Linked DNA regions of Mus musculus: regions 2 and 3 are each linked to region 1. The links are chromatin loops, found by intact Hi-C in ENCODE. Cell type or tissue: heart. All regions are shown on one strand.

Region 1 (2,500 bases):
TGTCAAACTTTTAATCAACCCACACATGGTGTTGCTATCTGATTTCTTTATGTTTATCTGCCACAAGCTGGTACTTTATTCCAGGCTTGCATTTTCAAGCTTTCAGAATTTTTAAAATTTTTTAAATTTTTATTATTTATTTATTTATTTGGCTTTTCGAGACAGGGTTTCTCTGTATAGCTCTGGCTGTCCTGGAACTCACTCTGTAGACCAGGCTGGCCTCGAACTCAGAAATCCCCCTGCCTCTGCCTCCCGAGTGCTGGGATTAAAGGCGTGTGCCACCACGCCTGGCACTTTCAGAATTATTTGAACACTTTCTTGTAAATCAGATTATAATGTTGGTGTGTTCACTTGTGTAAGGTCCACCTCCACAGTTTTATGATGGCTATTCCTGGTTTTCAACTCGACTACATCTGGAATGAACTACAATCCAGAAATGGAGGGCACACAGGATCTTGAGGCTGGAAGACACAGGCTGCTGACCCAGATCTTGACATGGAGATCATGAGACAGCCCAGGCAAGGTAGTGCACAACTTTAATCCCAGGACACTGAGGCAAGCAGTTCTCTGAGTTCAAGGCCAGCCTGGGACAAAGCAAGTTCCGGATCCAGGTGTGGAACTTGAGGACATAAAGACATTGGGAGAAAGAAGATTGACTCACTCCTCGTCACCTTCTTGCACTTACTTGACAGCATCTCTGTTGGAACCGATTTCTTCAGATTGTAGCTTAGACAGAAGACCAGATGAAACAACCTACTTCGTGGGACAGAGCAACTACTAGATTCTTGGGTTTCCCATTCACAGCTGCCCATTGTCAGGTTAGTTGGACTGCAGAGTGTAAATCATTGCAATAAATTCATTTAATATATATAGACAGTCTATAGGTCCTCTGACTATAGAGAACCCTGACTGATACATTTTTCAGCTTGAATTCACCACCACCACCACCCTTTGCGGGGGGGGGGGGGGGTTGTTGTTATTGTTGCTGTTTTTCAAAATAGGGTTTCTGTGTAGTCCTGGCTGTCCTGGAACTCACTATATAGACCAGGCAGGCTTTGAACTCAGAAATCTCTGTCTCTGCCTCTCAAGGGCTGAGATTAAAGGCATGGGTCACAACTGTCCAGCTATAGCTTGAAATAATTTTTACATGCAACCAAAAATATGGGGAAAACATATTTACACAAAGCCCTGGTTTCTCTGACCTTTCTTTTGCCATTTGCTGCATTTTTATTCCAAGCGAGCAAGGTTTATAGTGTTTACATTCTTTCTCTGAAGACCTAGCTCAGTGTGTGTTTTTAATGCTATTAGATTCTGCAACATCTCGCCTGCAAATTTATTTCCACCATTTAGTATATAAGGGAATAGTTGGGAGTGAATACCTGGAGCCTAGTAGGGGATTCGGCTCCTACTCCAAGGTCAGAAGGCACATGAATCTCGAAACCTTGTGCCAATGGCGCCATCTCTTGGCCGGCAGAGAGGAGATGCAATGTAGTCCTCCCGTCAGCAGGGTGCAGTGCGAGCCGGAGAGTGCAGCTTTGCTTCCGCGAGTCACACGCAGGCGCAGACGTGGACTCCCGGCAGCCTCCGCTCTCTTACCCCGCGCGGTGCATCCCTTTGCGGACTCCGTGGAGGCTCGGCGCTGCGGCGGACTCCGGCGGTGGGCGGGCTTCCGCGCAGGGCGGCCGGGCTCCGCGCTGCCGCCGCCGTGGCCCATGGGCACAATCGTCTCGGAAGGCCGGGTGAGTGGCGCCGCGGCGGCCCTGGCAGGCGGTCTGATCCGGAACGTAGACTCGGGTGTGCGCGCCTTCACGGATGCGCTGGACGCGAGGCCGCGGCTCTAGGCCGCGCCGTGAGGGGCGCGGGGATGCGGGCGGGGCACCCCGAGCTGCCCGGGGGGTTCCCAGCCCTCCACGTTGGGCTCCTTCAGCCTGCCACGTTCCACCGGGCCACCTAGATCCCCCCTTCACCAGTCCCGATCCTCTTGACAGTGAAGAAAGTACCTTTCTCCTCTTCATGGCCCATGCCCAGACCAAGTTGTTGGGTCGCAAGACCGCAGTAACCCAGACTGCGTCGGGCCTCAGGAATGGAGAAGCCAAAACACAAACCCCAAAACTTGTTTCCTTCCAGAGCACCTGAAGTGAAGGTTGAGGCCGTTGTCTCACCGGGACAGAGAGTGTCTGTTGTAACCCCCGGCATGCTCAGGCCTGCGCTAAGGGGAGTTTTAGCGTTCATGTCCCTCCGCTAGCTTTCGAGCTTCTTCTGCTTGGACCAGTTGTGCTCTGAATGAGTGCTGCAAGCTCAGTAAGGTGCTTCTCCAGGGGTTAGATCTCTAAGAAGCTCGTTGGAAAACCCAGGCCTGGATTGATCCGAAGAACCAGATTACAAGCTGGAAAGACCTGGAAGAGGAGTTTTATTACAAGTGGAAAGGCTGCACCTATGAGGAAGAGGGAAAGCAAGAGCAGAGAAGCGCTGTAGAGTATTCTGCAGTTTAAGGCTGTGA
Region 2 (2,500 bases), 100 kb after region 1:
GGCCGGCGCCCTCCCAGCAGAGCATGCAGGACGTGCGCGACGTGTGGCAGCCTCTGCGCAGACTTTTCCACTGCAGTGTGGGGTTCCGCGAGCGCCTCCAATCACAGCTCAGCTTCACCGCGACGTGTGCAGCTTGCGCTAAGCAAGGCAGATCTTCTGAGCGGAGGCTTCCTTCGCTAAAATCACATTTAAAGTGTCTTGTCTCCACGGCCTCCCGTGCAGCGGTCCTCACCGAAAGATCCCTTAGATCGTCGCTGAATAAATGAACTCTGGCGGTTCAACGATTGCCTGTTATGCATGTATCTCCAGCCTATGCAAAGTGCAAAAATCGGAAAGGAAGCGAGGGCATGTTCACATCAAACAAAATATAGCCGGTGTGCTAGAGCGGGCGCGTGGGGGTTGGGTGGGTGACATGAATTTAGGATCTAGCTGTCCCTTGATAGTTACTTTGGGGCTCATAGTCCGGTAATGGGAGAGGGAATGGGGTCTACTTTTAATCACTACTTGCAGAAGGGGTATGGAATATGGCCCATGTTGAAAGGGAAAATAATACCAACCGCCCCCCGCATCCCAAAGTTCCTTTTCGGTCGAACCTTCCTTCCTTCCTTATTTATTTATTGCCCCCCTTCAAGCGCCAGGCACGGTAGCACTGAGTGAGGGGTAGCAACACTACCCAAGCATGTTTCCCGGGGATTCAGGAAAAGTATGCGCCCGTGCCCGGAGGTGGCAGTGTCAGCAATGGCAGGGGACATAGTGGGCGATAATGCACAGGTGTTACCAGGAGGCAGCTCTGACCTGCGTCTTCACTTGGACTGAGCCAGTCCCCAAATCATGTAACTATGGTGCATGGTGTTGGGGCTCCCACGGCTTGTAAGGCTGAACTGGGAAGATGCTTTTACATAGCTCTAGCTCTGTGTGTGTGTGTGTGTGTGTGTGTGTGTGTGTAGGGGTGGAGGACTGTCAACGAACCACATTGGACATTATCAGATCGCTGCTGCCTTCCAAGCACAGATGAGGAAAGTGGCTGGAATTATTTGGGGACTCCGTTCCTGTCTTGCGCCCTTAGGGAATAAACTTAGGGACGGAAAGGAGGACGAAAGAACCAGCCTGGGTTGCAGGAACAGAGCGTGCTGCTCTCGTCCACCCGCAGGGGGCGGCAGCAGGCTGTCTCTTGGCCTTGCCCACCCTTCTCTCCACGTGAAAGGGGGCTGGGACGCAAAGAATGCGGCCCGCCCCGAGGCTGACGCGCCGCGCTACCGGTCAGATCTTAAAAGGCCGGGCAGTGCGTGTGGCATCCCGACAGAACTGGAGAGGAGCAAGTGGCAGTGCTGGGTGTTGGGACCGTGGCTGTCACTGCGCTGGAGCATCCCTGAGCTTTTGAACAGAGCCGACTAGTCAGCAGTGCAGCAGCCGCAACTCCACGCCGCTCTCATCTGTCTCGTGTCTCCGCTCAGGCGATCCTTCCTCCGAGACTCCGCACAAAGCACATTTTCCAAAGCAGTGCAAGGGAGCGCCCAGCCGCGTGCAGGCGGACGCACCCTTCCTGTCCTTTGTTCCGGGGGGATCTGCTGCTGCTCTTCTCCCCAAGTCGGAGTCTTTCCTCCAGGGGTGGCGGGTCGCCGAATACAGCTACGAAGATGCCGTTGGAACTGACCCAGAGCCGGGTACAGAAGATCTGGGTGCCCGTCGATCACCGACCCTCGTTGCCCAGATGTGAGTGCAGGCAGCCACGTGGGGGGCTAGGTTGTAGATTGCGCCGCGTGCAGAGCCCGGCCATTGTGTGTGCAGCGGCTTTGTGCCGGTTCCCCTCTGCGGGAAGCGCACTCGTGCCGGTCGGCCCGGCCCGGCGAGGCGGGGGTGGCGGCCGGCTGCGTCTCCCAGGCTGGGCAGAAGGGGCGCTGTGGCTCCGGAAACCTCCTGTGTGCCCGGCCCGGCCTGGGCTCTCTGGGCCAGCGCCTCCCAGAGGCTGGAGAGACCTGGCTGCTCCGGAGTCACCCTGGCCGACTGCAGCAGGGGCGCGGCCGCCCACACCAACGCCCCCTTTTCTTTGGGTCTCCTCTGGTTCACGGTCTTTTTTCTTCCTCGGATCTTTGCACCTCTGTATATTTCCATCTTCGCCGTCACTCCCGTGACTGCAGATCCTTGGTTGCAGGGATGGTTTATGGGTTGGTGACTAGTGTTGTATTACAGACGCACTCGTTTACCCGGAGCACGGAATTTGCTGGCAGTTTCTCTTAGTGCCTCACCTGTTGCTGCTGTGAACGATTTGGGAAGGTTTCATTCACTTCCATCCCTAGATAGGAAGAGGTGCCTCTGGGAAGAGCGGATGGAATTGCTCTAAGGCAATGCTTCCCTCCCAGGCAGCAGGCCCAGGAGCCCACGGGGGTAAACAGGAGCGAGCTGCCCAGTGGACACGTTGCTCACATCACGTTTGTAGTTTGAGAATCTACTGGCAAAACTGGGAGGTGGTTTCCTGTCACCCTGGGACACTGGAACACCA
Region 3 (2,500 bases), 84 kb before region 1:
TATCTCCATCTTAGACTTTCAACAAATGTCCCTCCCTCCCTCCCTCCCTCATTCCCTTCCTCCCTCCGTATTTCCTTCCACCCATATCTCCCTTTCTTCTTTTTCTTCTATACTAAGGATTGAACCCAGGGCTGAGAAAACATTCTACTATTGACCTGTATCCTCAGCACCACAAAAATATTTCAAGTTTTTTTTTTCTTCCAGTCTACTAGTTCCTACGAGCAGGGCTGGGTTGTGCATGTCTGTGGCCTGCGGTGCAATGTCTGACACTTGGCAGTTGTGGATTTTTCCTCATTTAGTCCTGTGGACTAATAACTGCTGAGTTGGAGTAAGATTAGCCATTAAACATACAGAACTATATTAAAGGGTCACAGAATTAGGAAGGCTAAGGACTACTGCTCTAAACCAAATCAAACACACAAAACCTAACAATCCGACTGGGGGAGAAAGATGTCTCAGGGAGTAAGGGAGTTTGGCACCAATCCTAGTGAATGAAGGAGAAAACCAACTCTCAAAACTTGTCCTCTAACTTCCGGATGCTCGTGCTCCAATCCCACCCAAAAATCAACATTACGAAACAGAAAAAGAGAGAAAAGTATTAACAAAACAGTTCAAAGGGCTGGATCATAGCTGAATAGAACATGTGTCTAGCATGCTCAAGGCCTTGGATTAAATTCCCAGGGCGAACATTTAAAACAAAAAATGAGGCCGGGCATGGTGGTGCACGCCTTTAATTCCAGCACTCGGGAGGCAGAGGGAGGTGGATTTCTGAGTTCGAGGCCAGCCTGGTCTACAAAGTGAGTTCCAGGACAGCCAGGGCTACACAAAGAAACCCTGTCTCAAAACAAACAAACAAACAAACAAACAAACAAACAAACAAACAAACAAAGAAAAGAAACGAAACAAAACAAAACCCATGAAATTCCTAAAAACGTAACTAATGTGAGCCAGCCAGTGCCCTCCTAGCTCCTGGTAAGTGTTCCAAAGTGGCAAAGACTGAAATTTTCAGAATTCAGAGGTAAGATTTCCAATTGGCCACAAGAGGGCAGCATTAGATGAAATTAGCTTCTAGAAAGTAAACTTTTTTCATATATATACACACATATATACACACATGTAAATATATATATATGTACAAACGTGAGCACAGGCACCTATGTGTCTGCAACAGGACCTTGTTATGCTGGACTCCTTGTGGCTGGGATTTCAGAAGTGTTTTGTTTTGTTTTCTTGGACAAATTCTTTGACCAAAGGGGTCATATTGAGATTCTATTTCAGTCTCCCTAATGGCCCCGCTACTGGGAGGTCTAGGGGAATCTCACAGTCTTAGACAGCTCCTTGCTTCACATTGTAAACTCTAAGCTATTGTTGCTCATGAAGAGCCCTGTCCTCTGGTTCTGAGTCTGGTGTCTTCACCAAACGAAAATGCCATGCCAGGTAGATGCTCGTCCTGAGCAGGAAGAAGGTCTCACAAGGACTGAGGGGCCTAGACTGTCAAGGCATATTACATCACGTTTTATCTCCCAGAACTCTAAAAGAACATCTTAAGGAAATGGGTAGAGTGTCAGGGCCATGAGTAACTCTTAGCACAGCAACTATCGGGGTACCCTCATGTGGACCTCAATGCCTTCTGCTTCTTGCTCCACTTGAGGAAAATGAGAAGGAGGCCAGATGAACAACAAAAGAATGGAAGAAACTGGATTCTCACCCACATACCTATGACTCTGTTATTAAAGATTTAAAGTATCAGGGCTGGCCAGAACCTGCTCGGGCAGGAGGGGCACACCCTTGACGTCAGGCGTGTGATGATTTAGTGTTAATTGCCAATTTAACAGAACCTAAAGTTACCGGAAGGGAATCTCAATGGTGGATTACCTAGATTAGGTCATCTGTGAGCATGCCTGCAGGGGATTGTTTTTATTACTGTAATCGATGTGGGAAAACCCAGTCTAAATGGATTTGGGTCCTAGACTGTATAGAAAGAGGAAGTGAGCTGGGATAAGTGTGCATGCAAATTCATTGATCCCTGCTTTTGATGGAGGGTGTGATATGAGTAAAGGCTTCGGGTTTCGGCCACCTTAGCTGCCACACAAGGGTGGACTGCATCCTGGACCTGTAAGTCAGAGAAGCCCCTTCTCTCTTAAGCTGCTTTGGTTGGGGTATTTTATATCACCCACAGGAAATGAAACAAAGACAGGGACAGAACATCTCACACAGCTGACTCTAATGAGGATGTATCTGGCTTTTCTCAAGATGGTTTTATACTCTTAACTCTTTCTTCTTCTTCTTCTTCTTCTTCTTCTTCTTCTTCTTCTTCTTCTTCTTCTTCTTCTTCTTCTTCTTCTTCTTCTTCTTCTTCTTCTCCTTTTCTCCTTCCTTCTCCTTCTCCTTCTCCTTCTCCTCCTCCTCCTCCTCCTCCTCCTCCTCCTCCTCCTCCTCCTCCTCCTCCTCCTCCTCCTTCTTCTTCTTCTTCTTCTTCTTCTTCTTCTTCTTCTTCTTC

The links. Hi-C counts contacts between places; a loop is a spot of excess contacts. Peaks named below come from ENCODE experiments on the same cell type or tissue, not always from the same donor. Only the 100,000 strongest peaks of a DNase experiment are listed, where the experiment ranks them.
Region 2: it touches region 1 in a loop (5-fold over the local background); 4 of 42 quality-filtered maps call a loop at or near these places.
Region 3: it touches region 1 in a loop (7-fold over the local background); 22 of 42 quality-filtered maps call a loop at or near these places.

What each region holds. Positions count from the first base shown.
Region 1 is chr2:11,602,324-11,604,823 of GRCm38, reverse strand. It overlaps Rbm17 (RNA binding motif protein 17), which reads left to right and starts at 1,625. Exons shown (of 12, transcript NM_152824.1): 1 at 1,625-1,739. In heart, a CTCF peak has its summit at 1,493 (motif pointing left); a DNase peak (open chromatin) is centred at 1,543; H3K4me3 peaks cover 1,163 bases; H3K27ac peaks cover 1,366 bases.
Region 2 is chr2:11,500,838-11,503,337 of GRCm38, reverse strand. Pfkfb3 (6-phosphofructo-2-kinase/fructose-2,6-biphosphatase 3) reads left to right here and starts at 1,248. Exons shown (of 18, transcript NM_001177753.1): 1 at 1,248-1,713. The coding sequence starts at 1,638. It overlaps Gm52500 (a long non-coding RNA gene), which reads right to left and starts at 1,328. Exons shown (of 3, transcript XR_003953759.1): 1 at 1-1,328. In heart, CTCF peaks have their summits at 43 and 1,149 (motif pointing right); DNase peaks (open chromatin) are centred at 27, 1,237, 1,967 and 2,487; H3K4me3 peaks cover 2,500 bases; H3K27ac peaks cover 2,500 bases.
Region 3 is chr2:11,686,220-11,688,719 of GRCm38, reverse strand. All of the region lies in intron 7 of Il2ra (interleukin 2 receptor, alpha chain), which reads right to left. All of the region lies in intron 1 of Gm39760 (a long non-coding RNA gene), which reads left to right. Among named protein-coding and RNA genes, the nearest start is that of Gm39759, 6.1 kb to the left of the region's middle. In heart, a CTCF peak has its summit at 1,043 (motif pointing right); no DNase peak of the experiment used is centred here.